Regions from separate parts of the Homo sapiens genome. Here region 1 is linked to region 2. A link is an interaction called in ENCODE POLR2A ChIA-PET data of the cell type or tissue named here. Cell type or tissue: A673. All regions are shown on one strand. Each heading gives the region's core, and the rest is flanking DNA. Links, peaks and the distances in the headings are about the cores only.

Region 1 (7,562 bases), core at 1,131-6,130, 1.2 Mb before region 2:
AATTATCAATCTTTGGCAATTCTTGATTCATCTGCTGCCCCCCACCCCCACCCCCCGACTCTGGTGCCTCTCCTCATCGTGGAGGCTGGATTTTGTTGTTGAGCCATCTGAGTTAGTGCTTTGTGTGTGCATATCTTGTCCTCATGAGTGGACCTTATCCCATAGGCTAAGGACAGTTTGAAAAAGTACTTCAGTTAAACAAGTAACAGCTAAGAGACATCTGTGGGCAAAGATTTCAAACTGTCCAGCCCCAAGCAGTCTAGTTGTTCAGAGTGCAGGCTCTGGTGTCAGCTGACTTGATCGAAATTCTGAGGCCACCACTTAGTAGCTGTACCACCTTGGGCAAGTTACCAAACCTTCTTAAGACTCAGTTTCCTTAAAGAAGGGTAAAAATATAAACTACTTCATCTTCTTTCATGAAATCAAGGTCCAGTGATCTTAACAGTGGCCAACACATAATAGGCAAGCAGTAAATATCAATAACTGCTGTTCTACCATGGCTGCTGCTGCTACTGCTGTTGCTACTATTACTACTATTACTTCTGTTACTACGACTAACAGGATCACAGTGATACTCCCTTGCACTGACTGGAGATCATGTGACCCTCAAATTGTCCTGCAAGAGCTTCAGCTCTGAGGAGAGTTTATGACTTATCAAAAGGTAATACTTATTAATTATGGAATTTGGAAGCTAACTTGCCATTAATCTTGCTCTAAGATGATAAGGAAGTACAACTAATTTTCTGTTTTATGATGAAATGATGATTTCTCACTAAAAGGGTCAAAATAGCAGTGAACTGCCTTTGAAATGTGAAGGCTGGTCAGCCCCTGCCTTATTCTGTTACTTGGTCCTCTGCCAGTCATCTCATCCCATTATTCTTGTCAGATTAATGATCCGAGCCTCTCCCTGAGCCTTCTGGAACACATTGTCCTTTTCTTTTTCCCAGTAAGAATCCCCGAGGTAAGATTTCCTGGCTTTTTCCTTCCATCACAGGCCTTTGGGTTTTTCCTCACTGCCGAGGAGTCTGTTGTGACCCAGTACGTGCCTGCACTGTGCGGGCTGCTGAGTTCAGAAGGGCTCAGGCAGGAAGCCCCTGCACAGGGTAGGTGTGGGAATTAAGTGAATTGATGTGTAGAGAGGGCTGTGCCTTTTCTATGCCTGGCATGTGCTGAGGACTTTGTGTTCCAGCCATCCGGGACTTCCTTGGTATCTTTTTGAGTATGCGACTTCATGCTTGTGTAATAACACAAACTGGAATGGCCATTTCCCAGATGTATGGTGGCTGCTTGACAGGCACCTAAATGTACAGCTTCTGCATCTCTGGAACTGTCGCTTTCTAGAATTCACATTTAATTTCTCCCATATTCTCTGACCTGATCATAACATCCAACTAATACAGTATTTAAAGTTTGAATTTTTAAAGTGTTCACTATAATATAAGGTTATTGCCTTAAAGCATTTTTAATGTCTCCTTGGAAAGGTAGATGTTACTGCTGTCCTCATTTTATAGGAGATTGACTTTCTTGGTCAGGTACTTGGTTGCTGCCTGAACAAAAATGAGGACCAGGAGTCTCTGGGTCTTTTACTGGCATCCTTGTCGGTGGGTGAAACAGGCGAGATCGGGGGGAAGAGTGGAATGTGGAGACTCAGCAACGGCAGGGGTGAGACGGTCCCTTTTTGTTGCTACCTGGACAAATAATACATTGTTTTTACCCAGTCTGTTTTTGCTCTTTCCCCTTTGTATCTTTATGCCTCTGAGGCCCTGTAGTTTGAAATAAAAGTTAAGCAGGGGAGAAGTTAAGTTTGCATTTATTTCTTTGAGTGTAATATACATTGCCCACCTTGAGAATATTATTGTGTGCACTGTTTTTAAGAAAGGGCATTTTTGCTATCCTAATAGAAAACATAATGATTTTTGTTTTTTTTTAGGGGAAACACTCACTTTTACATATGTATAAATTCCCTTTTTCAGAACTTTTTATCAGAAAACAGAAGATTAAAGGGCCTGATTTAGACCATGAGAAACCCTCACTTTATTATGCAGCTAGAAGTGTGGTGGATAGGATAATGAGCCTGGTTCTGTTGAACACAGTCCAAATTCTCTGGGAAGAATGTACATTTCTATTGAACGTGGGTATAAAATCAGGAACTAATGTGTCTTGAGTGCTTCCTGTGTGTCAGGCTAGGTTTTGGATTCTGAATGCTTTGAGTCTCATTCAGTCCTCAGCACAACTCCATGAGGAAGGTACTATTGCATCCATTTTACATAGGAGAAACTAAATTACAGTGGGGAAGTCAGTTGCCCAGGTCACACGTAGAATAAGCGGTGTAGCCATGCTTTGGGTTTGGACAGTCTGACTCTAGAAACTGTCAACTCACATCTATGGGATTTCCAGGAGGAGGACCTTAAATCTGGATTTAAATGACCTCACTTTCAGATGGAATATACCCCAGCGATCACTAGCTCTTCTGTGTCTCTGCATAAATCGATTCCCCTTTGGGCCAGGGAACATATTCAGCACCTTCTTCCTCCTTGCTCCTTCAGGCTGAAACACAAGGGTGTCCCTGGTAAGGTTTCAGGGCATAGGAGAAGCAGCCATCTAAGCGTCATTTGGTATAGAATTAAGCTCAATAATGACACCACACTCTTTTCAGACTGGAAAACTTCAGGTTTGATGTAGTGAATTAGAACCTGAGGACAGCCTACTCAGGGTTTAAGAGAAAATGCTTTCCTTCTTACTGTACCTTCTATGCTTAGAGGTCCAGTGTGTGTAACTTCCTGATAATCAACTTGGATGCCTTGGAAAATGTAATAGGTTTTGCTGCACTGTGTGATAGAAGGGGGAGTGGCTACTCGAAAGTCATGTTCTTCCCACGGCATAGCATTTTATCTTCCAATTTGATGCCCTGTCATATTGTCAGGAAGAGCTTAGTGCTTTGGCAAATGACTAAGCCTGTTTGTCCAGAATTAATGAGAGACACTATTTTGAGCAAACAGAAATTCATATGAAACAGATCACTTTGAGGTGGTTTCTGCTAATCTTTTTAATCTAAGATTTAAAAAAAATAGTGGCTACTCTTGATGTTCTATAAAAATGTTGATTTCAACACCTTTGATTTATAAAGAACTTTGTAGAAGCTTACTACTACATTATGTAAGGTAGATCTCATGCTCATTTTCACTTACGTTTGCCTTTTAGGTGTGTGTGTGCTGTGGTTTGAATTTTGTGTGCCCTCCAAATTCATATGTTGAACCCTAATTACCAATGTGATGGTGTTAGGAGGTGGGGCCTTTGGGAGGTAATAAGATCATGAGGCCTAAACCCTCATGAGTAGGGCCAGTGCCTTTATAAAGAGGCCCCAGAGAGCTGCCGTGCCCTTCTACCATGTGAGGACACGAACAGAAGGCACCATCTATAAACAAGAAGGCGGGTCCTTACTAGATAGTGAATCTGCCGATGCCATAATCTTGGACTTCCCAGCCTGCAGAACTGTGATAAATAAGATTTTGTTGTTTTTAAGTCACCCAGTCTAAGGTATTTTGTTATAGTAGGCCCAATACACAAAGACAGTGCTTATGTGTGTGAATGTGAATTTCCCTTCCCTGGTTTTACATAACAGAAATAAAAACTGGTACTGAGCGAAAGCAGCCTGGAACTCTAGAAAGTTACCATCAAAATGCCTCACGTATGTGCATCCATTCAAATCAAGCTTATGCCCTGGGTTTTTCACTGTCCAAGGTACATTGGTAGAACTTTGGGTAGCATCTCTTATTTACTGGGAGGGAGATAATATCCTTATCAGCCTTGAATACATCTTCATTTTAAATCTGCATCTTGAACACTGAAAACCCCATGACTAAAAGTGCTAGGAAAACATGCAATGAAACTTAACTTGCTTCTGTCACTTAGGCGTTATCCATTAAGGAGCTAGAGGAAGATGGGCAAGGTGGTTGAGTTTTTACACCCATAGCTGCTAGGTTCTTTCATTTTCCTTCTGTGGCCTTTGGCCCTCATAAAGTGCACTTTGATGGGGAGGGTAGGGGTTTAAGAGTTATTTTTTGTGTTGTAGGGAAGAGAGGCTGCTGCTTTGAGCAAGGCACCCGAGCAGCGCTGGAGTCAGCTTCTGATTAGTGTGGGAAAGCGCTGAAAGCCCCGGAGGCATCCAATCAGGAAATGATGTCATCACATTTATGAGCACCTTGGCCCAGAGCATGGGCTCTGACACCAGACAGCCATAGTTCAGTCCTGGCATTGCTCCTTCTAGCTGTGTAACCAAGTTATAGCTTTAGCTTCTCTGTGCCTCATTTTGCACGTTTGTGTAATGAGAATATACTGCGGCATTAAAGGAGTTAAAACACATTTTATTTTAGAATTTGCTAACTCATTGCTTTCGTATTGAAATTGGGATGGTGTCCTCTAATTACTTAGGGTGTGGTAAGCTCACGGTGGCTAGGGAGGTGCGAGGCCTTAGGCACTCCATCTGACCTCCTGCCGTGTTATTTTGCTCTTTTCTTTTTCCCATCAGTTTCCTCAATATCACCAGAGTGAAGAATCTGCAGTGTAGATCTGACTGTATCTTCCTCTTGCATAAAGTTTATAAGCATTGTTGATGGAATAAAGCATTGTTGATGGAATAAAGCTCCAGCTTCCTACTAATGGCAGATGAGGGACCTGCCTGTTTTTCTGGTCATGTCTGCAAGTGCTTTCTGCTGTGACTTGAAATGCTTATAGCTTCTTGTTCAGGGTTCCCCTTTCTTACCTGAGTAACTTCTTTTCATGACTTATTCATGAAGAATTCTTTCCTTGAGAAACCTTTCATGATCATTTCCTCCACCATGCCCACCTGCACCAGGTTAAGCCCCTCACCCTGGTGGTTTGCAAGGGTTCTGGCCATACTCTAGCTAGCCTATGACACAGCACTGACATTGGGCCTTTACTTTCCCATCTTCCCTTCAGACTGGATACTTCCCAGAGGGAGAAACTGTGTTGTTCATCGCAGCATTCCCAGATGGTACCTGATACATGGCAGGTGTTCCTGAACTTTGGGTCAGTGCACTCTGCCTAGAGGCACGGGAGACACCCTGTCTCAGCAGCAGGTTATGCAAGTACATGTGCCTGTTGGTGGCAAAGAGAACAGATGTAAGGCATAGCTGAGAGTTGAAATGAGTAAGAATATATCAGCTTAGCAGGGAGGGAGGCAGAAATATTTTAAATATTTAGGTATGTATACTACTGCATATTTTAAAGGCTGAAAATAGTTTTTAATGGGGAATATCACTTCTGATTTTGGACAAGCACTGCCCTAGCCTGCAAGCCATGAGGCTAAAGTTAAGGAAGAGTGAAGCAGAGAACATGAATGAAGAGGCAACTGGTTATACTCAGAAAATAGAATACACATGAAAATTAAAATCTGTTGGGGTGGGGGGGGTGCAAGTGCTTTATAGTGAACCGAAATATTTGTTTTGAGTTTCAGGAACAGTTTATAACTATGTGAATTATGGTTTGATGAATTACGACAAAATTCTCATACATGAATTTTTTTTTGGCATAAGTGAATAAGGACAGTAAATTAATGTGGCTCCCTGATTTTTGGTATCTCGACAAATGGTAACATTTGATAAGAGCTCTAGAATGAACCAAGAATGTACTCAGTTCTGGAAACTGAGTTTTTCATTCCAGCTGCACACCATCAGTGAGAAATACTTGGGGAGATTGTAAGCAGCTTCTCATGCTTTAACAGCTGCTAGCAGTTGTTTGAGCAACAGCTTAAGGAAATGTTACTGGGTGAACCCGGTGGAGGAGAACCACTTTGCTCTACTCTCCTGCTGGAATTTTTGCTCAGCTCTGCACGTTTAGCTGCAGGGGGGACAGGGTTGAGCTTCACAGAAGAGTGTCTAGGGGGGCATGAGGCAGATGGGACTCAGTCTCCCTCCTTCCCTCTCTTTTTTCCTTCCTGTAAGGGCCTGCAATTCATTATTAAATTAAATTTCACATATTACCAAATACTATGGAGGTCTGCCTAAAATAAGAGTTTTTAGACTTGAAAGCAGAGCAATTCGGTCCTTTGCTTATTTTTTCGTTTATTTTTCTTTTTCCCAGAACCTCCATTTGTATAGCCTGCTCCTTCTGTGGGAGAAAAGGTAAACATTAGATGTTTGGTTTCAGTGTATCCTCAGTGGTTAGTTGACAGGTATTTATTGAGCATTTGCTATGTTCTAGGCACAGTCCTCTCAGCTGACACAGTGGTAAGCAATGGAGACATTGTGTCTACTGTCATGGAGTTTAGGTGACACATTAAACAGTCAACTATATAAATTTAAAAAATGTGTTAAGTGTGAAGGGAATGCCTATACCTGGGTAACTTAAGTTATCCACATTAGGACTAGTTGAATAGGTTGTAATGGGGATAAATTTTAAATATGTATTGTAAATAGGTTTTGGTCAATAACATCTTATAAGTTACTGCATGTATCATATGTTGATTACAGATTTTTAGGACATTTAAATAGTGTTAACCTGTGTTTACATTCTGTGGAATATGATTTAACACTTGATTGTATGTAGTACACTTGAGGACACAGTAGCCAGTCTAGGCCCCCAGTGGTCATTAACTTACTGTCCTTACCCTTTGCTGGCCATAGTTTGTATCACCTGTAAAATGATGTGCTTAGGCTCTCAAATTTCCTTGCAACTCTAACAAGTGGATAACTTTAATAGAGAACTCTATGACCCCTGTGCTCCTGAACTGTGCTTCTCACAGTCTTTCCCAGTTCTTTTAGTGGGAGAACCATTCTTCTATTGAATGGGCCAGAAATCTTGATATTCCTCGATCCTTGTCGTTCTCTTGGACCCTACATCCTATCCAATATGTTAGTAAATCCTATGGTTGACCATATTTCATCAGCTCCCTGCTGTCATCCTGGTCCACAGACCCATCAGTTCTTGTTTGGATTATTATGGTGGTCTCCTAAAAGGACCTCTTCTTCTGCCTTTGCCCCTCTGTGGTCTGTTCTCTACACGGCATCTGGATTAATGCTGTTAAACTAAGTTGACTTGTATTATGCCTTTCCTCAAAACCCTCCAACCCCTTGCCATTTCAGAGTGAAAGTCAAAATCCTTAAGGTGGCTCGTGAGGCCTTACAAGATCTGGCCCCTCATTATGTCATTGATTTCAACTCTTACATCTTCCTCTTCAGTCAAATCGGCCTCCTTACCTTGCATGCTGCTGCCCCGGGATCTTTGCATGGGCCGTTCCTTCTTTCTGGAATACTCTTTTCCTTACCTCCTTCAGATCTTGGCTCAAGTGTCACATCAGTGAGACTTCCAGGCCTCATATTGTAACCCCCCCCCACCCCATATTTTGTATTCCCTGCCCTGCTCTGTTTTCTTTATTGTACACATCAGCGTACTCTCTATCAGTGGCTCTCTCAAGGTGTGCTCCTAGAGCAGCAGCAGCAGCATAAACTTGATAAAAATGCAAACTCTTGTGTTCTCCTACCCTAGACCTTCTGAATCGGAAACTCTAGAGGTAGGGCCCAGCAATCTGTGTTTTAAGAAGC
Region 2 (7,562 bases), core at 895-5,894:
AATCAGAATTACCCTCCTGCCATTACTGACATTGGATTATCTCCATGACAAATTAATAAACTTCAACAAGGCATTATTTTGTTGTATCATTTATTTCTTTATCTCTTCCAAAAACTTTTTGAGTTGCTTTTTCCTACTTTTTCTTTTTTGCTTATGAAGCAAGTCTGAAATAAATGTGAATATATGCTTGCAATAAATTGCTTTAATAATTTGCTGTTATAGATGTATGAGGCATTTTTTCTGCCTCTCCAGATAATTTAGAGTCCCTATAAACAAATCAATCTTGATGTAAATTTGTCTTTAGTGTATCCAATGACAATACAATATTACCCCCCTGTAAGCTGCTGTATGGGCCATTCACTGCATCATATGCACGGTTTTTGTGGTTCTGCTTATACAGTTTCCTAGACTTAGATGGAGTTTTTATCTCTTGCATACTCAGAACATTAGTCTTACAGGCATAGCTCAAGATCTGACTATTCCAAAGAAATAGTTGATTATCAGCAAAGACTGTTTAGATGACCTTTGGATATGTGTGGATATTTTTACTTTTTAAGCTGTTACAAGATTGTGGGTGGCCAGGTGCCCAGGATTCTAAACATAGTATTATGTTGCCCATGATGCTATTAATAATACCATCTTCATTGAGAAATGGACCAACAAAATATCTCTTCCTCCCTTGAACTTTTATGGCCACTCATTGTCTCTTTTTCACCTTCCGATCTTCATTCAGGTACATAACACAATTCTTCTATTTTACTGAATTTTCCTTAATTCCCAGAGGTATGCTTAATTCATCCTTAGCTTTTTTAAAAGACAAATATTCAATATTTTCAAAGTAGCTTATTACATGGATTTTAATGTGTTCCATAACCACATTTACATTTGTTAACAAATCCAAAAAAAAAGTAAAGTTGAAAGTATATATTTTACACATTTCAGGTAAATTAGAATTCCACTCCATGCGAGGAAGGTAAAAAATATAATTTTAAGTTGATAGGGATTAAAAATCTGGTCAATCTGTAGACAGAGAAATTTCTAGGCAGACACACTGTCCTTTTTCAGCCCTGTATTTTTTAGACAGTAAATTTCTCATATCTATTCCTGACAAAATAAGGCAAAAGGAGACATATTTGATCAAGATTATTGTTATAACTATTGTCACACATAGCACTTTCCATTTCATTTCCTTATATTGCAAATAGAATACAAAGTAAGTAAACAAATATATTAGCTGTTTGAAGGCTAATTCAGCTGTCAGATTTGAAGTTATTCTTTTTTTACTTTTTTAAAAGTAACTTATAATACAAATTCAGCATTAAGAACAATTTAAAGCAACCTCATGGCCCTGAAATGTACTGAACATCAATTCTGAAATCTCCAAGAAATGTTCTGAGGCTTCAATTTGATGACATTCTGCTGAATTTAGGTGAGGCATGCTTAAATATTCTCTGTCATAGCTCTTTTGATGCTGGACAGGTCACTTTCTGTCCAAGGGAAGAAAAAACTCTAAAAGACAATACAAAACGATTCAATCATCCTTGTTAATGGCTGTGCTCTCTTCACCCAGAAGTGAGGGGTAATTCTGCTCTCTGCAAAAAATTCTCCTAGCTGCAAGTTTGCCAGTAAATCTGTGGTATACAGCCCAGAGCCCAGAGAGGGGGGCTGTGGAGTGGCAATTTACATTAACAATACTCTTCATATTCATGTTATGCTAATTAAGCAAGTACAGCAATCTGATGCAATGATGATACTTAAACTGAGCTCTCTAATGGCAATAATGTGCCTCAAAGGGCACAAGCCAGTGTACTGCCAATGAGTTTAATACACGCCTGGACAAGTAAAAGGTCAGGATGGTTACAAGGTGCCAATAAGTGCTTCAAAGTAGGAGGCCTGGAATAAGCCCAATTCTAGTCTCTTTAATAAAATCCTTATAAAGAGTTCCTGAGCTGACTTTCATTATCAAGTATTTTGCAAATATTCATTATGCTCATGTTTACTTCCATTGAGATAAATGGTATTGATCCAAATTTTCTGGCTTATAGCTGTGAACAACCTACCAAAGTATGCTATGATCCCATACTAAGTTTACCCCTTATAATACACATTGCTTTAAAATCGGGGATAATTTAGATAATTGAAGTGAACTCCTGAAAAATTTGTCCTTTCAAGAGTGGTGTAGAGACGAAAAACTAAGGCAGCTCATTCCTTTCCAAGAGTCTTTGCATTTCTGAAAACATTCAGTAATATGATCACCAAAGCAGAGGGTTGCAAAAAGGAGATCAAACCTGATCCTGGTGGGAGACTCATTTCTTATTTTTGAAACAGTCACATGCCCTTTTTATAAGTACAACTGTTCTAACAAATATTTGACCTTTTCTCTCTTCTCTCTGTCTCTTTTAATTGTTCTGCTACTTACTCTTTGGGCTTTCAACAGGAAGGATATTGTTAATGGCATTTTCTTTTCCACTTATTTTTTTATTTTCCTTCATCATTCAACTAACATATCCCCTCTCCACCAAGTTTTCAATCCTCCAAGGTTGTGATATTCTTGGTTAAAAAGCAACCTCAGTTTTAGCCCAGTGTGTTCACAATGAATATATATTCTGCAGAACAAAATGGAGTTTATTGTTAATAACATCATTTTTAAAATAGTAAGTTTAGCTACGGTGAAATATTCTTAAATTACAGCCCATGTGACAAGAAACTGGCAGGGTAAGAATAGATGAAGTGCTATTATAATTGTGATTTAACATTATTTTTAATTTACTCAATTATGCTTTCCTATTTTCCAAAACCTCAGCTACCATTCATCTCCATTTCCTTAAAGTGATTGTGCTGATCAGTTCCACTAGGTCAGCTTTGTGTTTAATAGACCTGGTTTGGAATCACAAAGACAGTCACTGTGATTGTATCCTCTCAAATAGAAGATGTTTAACCTCTGAAACTCGTTTTCTTCAGTGCAATAATTTGTGGTCAAACTCTCAAAAGTACAATGAGGGTATTAAAGTCTAACTCCAAAGAATGAACAAGAGGAAAATAAACCCTGCTATGCTGAGATTTCAGAGTGGTCAGAAGAATTTCTATATTCAAAAGAATATGTAATCATCATAAATGTAGCCTTTAATAAAGTCTGCCAGGATTCCTTCATAATGGTTGCCTATATACTGTTTTCTTTGCTTTTTGGTTTCCCATCCAGAATGAGGGAAACACTTCATAGCTTTTCCTTCCCCCTGCATTTCTAACATCAGACACATACTGTAAGTACACGGCTTCTGAGAAGCAATTAGAGTTAATGGGATTAAAAATCTAATCACACAACTGCTTTGGCTTGTATCTGCAGAACTGCATAGTAAAGCCTCACAATCCAAATGCACAAAAATGAGTTATTGCACTTGTCCATGGAAGGTCTCTGTAGCCCTTATTTTATCTGGCTTTCTCCAGGGGCAGCTTTTCAGGGTTTGATCAGAGAAAATGGCTGAGATTTACTTCTTACAACAGGGACATTTGCACTTTCTTGCTTTTAAACTGCTTTTGATATATGTTAAAGACGACAGCAAGAAAAGAAACAGGGGTACAACCAGGACAAGAATACATTAAAAAATACATTCTCTCGAGTACATAGTGATGGCAATCACCACAGAGATGCTCTGCTTTCTTCCAGGAATGTTCCTACTTTAAGCCGTTGAGAGAAACAGAGATGCTTCAGGCAAAGCATTATGGGATGTGGAGTAGTCACTGGAAAAGGCAGAGGAGTCTGTGCTAGAGTTTTCCTGGCCTTCTGTGACAAAGAAGAGGTTGGAATAGACGTTCTCGAAAATCCCCTTTGCCATTGAAATTCCATGAATACATAATGCTGAATGAAAGGCTGATTATTTATTTATGATGTAGATTATTCAAATTGTAAGATACTAGGATAAGATTTTTATTGCGGGAAAAAGACATGGCAAGAAACAACTCACCACAGTAAGAAGACTGACTCTTGATGTTCTTTAGCCCAGTAAAATAAAAATTAATAATAATAACAAGAAGCACAACATTTACTGAGTTATTTCAACTCCCTGGCATCTTTTTAAGAATTTTCTGTGTATTATCCTCACAACCCTAAGAGGCAGGCATTTTATTTTATTTTATTTGCACAGAGAGAAACTAAAGCAGAAAATAATTTTGCAATTCATCCAGCTTCACACACTGAAGTGCCAAGACCAAGATTGGAATGTGGGTACTAGGGCTCCAAACCCCAGCTATATTTACAAGCAAGAATACTTACTGAAGATCACCAGTCCATGTTGTTCATATGAGGAAAACTCTCAAATGCCCTAAATGCCCTTCACAAACACTTAAAAGTCTATAAGCAAAGAAAAATAAAAGCTGCCCTCAGCTTCTCTCTCTATTAGATTTACTTGCTCTCCCTCTGCAATTGAGTCATCTGAAACACTGCTGCATAAATATCTAATTTACTCTATTTTCCAAGCATTTTAATTGCCATCCCCCACAACTGTTGGGCATGCGCCTAGCCCCTCACCCACAGTCAATGGGTCTTGTTTGTCAGTGCATTCCTGGGAAATGTTCAGGCAGCAAGCTAAAATTCAGCATCATCTTAATTTAAGAAAATCATAGTTAGCAAAGTCGCTCACATTTCAAGGGCAAATATAAACCACTCTTAGATTCCAAGATCACCAATCATGTTGGATTCTCAAGCTTTTTCCTCTTCATTAGTTTGCAATTATACTCAACTATCATCAACACTCAGGAAGTAGCTAGCAATCACACTGAGAGAAGGATGTAAGATACCACAGGAAGTTCCTAACAAAGTTTCAAAAGGAAATCGACTGTATACAATGCAGAATATTTTTACAGTGCAGTCATGTCTTATACAGAGTTAGGTTATAAAGTCAATGATTAACGTGAAAATCAATGACATAAAAAGTACGCCTGAAGTGAACCTAAATCACTCATATGGGTCTATCTGCATGGTTTGTTTTAAACAAATCTCTCCTGATAGGGTGTATATGCTTAATGCTTCCTCTTTGTGGGAACAGGCCACAATTTCTTCTGCTGAGCATAGGATGCAACACTTTGCTTGCATTTAGGGAGTATAATTGCTTTAAAAAGTTCCATTTACCCATTCCTGGACAACTGCATAGCACTAAATTTATGTGTAAAAAATGTTTATTTGATGTAGCATCTAATACATTCATAAAAAATAGAGATAATTATTGGTATTAAGCCCTTATGTTAGTCCATTTATTAAATCACAAATGTAAATAATTTTTATTTCCCTAGGAAAAAATAGTACAAAATGAAACTATCCAAGTTCTCCTAAATAAAAAATAAATAAAACTGGAATAAAATAATTATTTTAAATCTTAAATGCTAATGCCTGAAGAAAATTATTTTAATCAGAAAAGTAAGAAAAGTTAGATATAAATCTTGGAGAGTGGCATTTCCTACATTTTTTCCCTTGTACAATTTAATTTTAATAAGGAATGATTCTTCCAACTGACCATTTTGAGATCATAAAATATTAATATCCTTTGACTAGTGACTAAGAAAAATCTCCAGATAAAGAGAAAAATCAACAACAAATGAGGCACAACATGGAAACAAAATGAAAATGAATTCTATCAATAACAACTACCTTTGATATAACATTATACAGTATTCCAGGACAATGGTTTTAAAGAGGGTGTAACATTATATAAAATGCTTATGATATAATAAAGCAAAATTTCAAAGTAATTAATGCAGTATGTATGGTTAGTTATTCAATATCCATTCTAACCTTTCTTATCTTAACATAACTTCAAACTGATTCAAAATTAAACATTTGCTAGACTGCTGTGAAGCTAGGGTTGGTCTTGTGACACATTTCCCTCATTGAGATATAAATGAAAGCCAATGGGAGGATCTTCCAGGGAAGCACTTTTTAAAGGGACAGAATCTTTGGGTGTTTATTCTGCCCTTTGCCTTTCCCCTTCTTCCTGCCTAATACTAGTCTCTCAAGGACCAGCCATCTTGAAACCATGAGAGGATGTATGAGAATCAAAGCTACGTGGTTAAGATGATTAACTGAAATGAAGACTATGGGACCTGACAACTAGCAACCCTGGACTTTTTTTATATGAAGAAAAATAAACAAGTAATTATTTAAACCACTATCTTTCTCAGGATCTGTTGGGTTTGAATGCAATCTACAACCAATATAAGAATTTACATGGAACAATGACCACAAAATACTCATATGCATGTGCAGTCACATGCACACACAGACAATACAGGTAGTCCTTGCTTTGAACAGTCTCATTATGAACAGATTTTAATTACCACAACTTAGTTAAATGACACCAGGTCCTCCTAAGATATAGTTCAAATTTTAGTTAACAAAGGATATTAGCAATGAGTTATCTCATTAAGTGAAAACTTCACTGCTAGCTATTTAGTCCACAAATCACTACACACAAAAAAATGCTCATCATAATCAATGACCAATCACATCACTTAATTCAAAATCTGTCAGTGATTGATCGACGCACGCTTGTTATTCCTTTCACACACAAACAGCAAAGCATATAGTTGTGTCACTTTCTCTCTCCCAGAGATAAACCCTATGATATTTTTCAGAAGATCATGGAAAAATAGAATTGACCAAGAAAGATGAAAAGAGATAATGAAATAAATGAAAAGAGATAATGCTGGCAGTAAAATTTCAGTCAAACCTAATGAGATTACTGAAAAAATAGCTGAGCATGAGAATATTGACACTGCAGCCATTTGAGAGACTCCAGATATGTAGCCAGTGAAACTTAGTGAAGACAAATTTATTGACATAAGAGAGGAAAGTGGTTGTGATGAAAAGGATGAAGATGTTCCAAAGAACTGATGCTAGCCAAAAAGAAAAAAAAAAAGCAAACTAAACAGAAAAACCCACTTCACATTAAATGAATGCACAGAGGTATTTCAAAATATTCGAAGCACAAAGTATGAAATTCTTGAAGCTGATTCAAGCTTAGAAAGGAGAATGACATTTTACGAGGGTATAGAAAAGATGATTACTCTATATCATAAGTTGTATGGATTTTAAAACGGCAACTATTCAAACTACGCTTGATAATTTTTAAATATATAAGTTTAGTGAGATATATTTTATAAAACATATAATGTACTTATTTCAAGTGTATGGGTCAATGCTTTTTGTAGTAAATTATCAAGTTGTACAATCATTGCCATTTGGAGTTTTAAGAACATTTCCCTCACCCCCCTCAATCCTTCATATTTATTTACTGTTAATCCTCTTGCCCCTCATACTCACAACCTCTTCCCTAAACAACTAACAGTCTTCTTTCTGTCTCTATAGATCTGCCTTTTCTGGACATTTTATGTAAATGGAATTATACAATATGTGGTCTCTTGTGTTTCCCTTTTTTCACTTAGCATAGGGTTTTGAGGTTCATTCACATCATAGCACGAGTCAGTAATTTATTCTTTCTTATGGCTGAATAGTTTTCCGTTGAATAGACATACTGCATTTTGTCTATCCGTTTTCTAATTGATAGACATTT

The links. Peaks named below come from ENCODE experiments on the same cell type or tissue, not always from the same donor. Only the 100,000 strongest peaks of a DNase experiment are listed, where the experiment ranks them.
Region 1: POLR2A ChIA-PET joins it to region 2 with 7 read pairs; 1 of 35 experiments calls an interaction of 5 or more read pairs at or near these places.

Annotation. Positions count from the first base shown.
Region 1 is chr2:168,153,431-168,160,992 of GRCh38, reverse strand. All of the region lies in intron 5 of STK39 (serine/threonine kinase 39), which reads left to right. Among named protein-coding and RNA genes, the nearest start is that of STK39, 90 kb to the left of the region's middle. In A673, for the core only: no CTCF peak of the experiment used is centred there; DNase peaks (open chromatin) are centred at 2,152, 2,892 and 4,172; H3K4me3 peaks cover 235 bases; H3K27ac peaks cover 3,635 bases.
Region 2 is chr2:166,955,162-166,962,723 of GRCh38, reverse strand. The region is part of intron 2 of XIRP2 (xin actin binding repeat containing 2); the gene reads right to left. Among named protein-coding and RNA genes, the nearest start is that of XIRP2, 70 kb to the right of the region's middle. RefSeq lists an enhancer at 1,449-1,950. In A673, for the core only: no CTCF peak of the experiment used is centred there; DNase peaks (open chromatin) are centred at 1,693, 3,293 and 4,753; H3K4me3 peaks cover 743 bases; H3K27ac peaks cover 4,915 bases.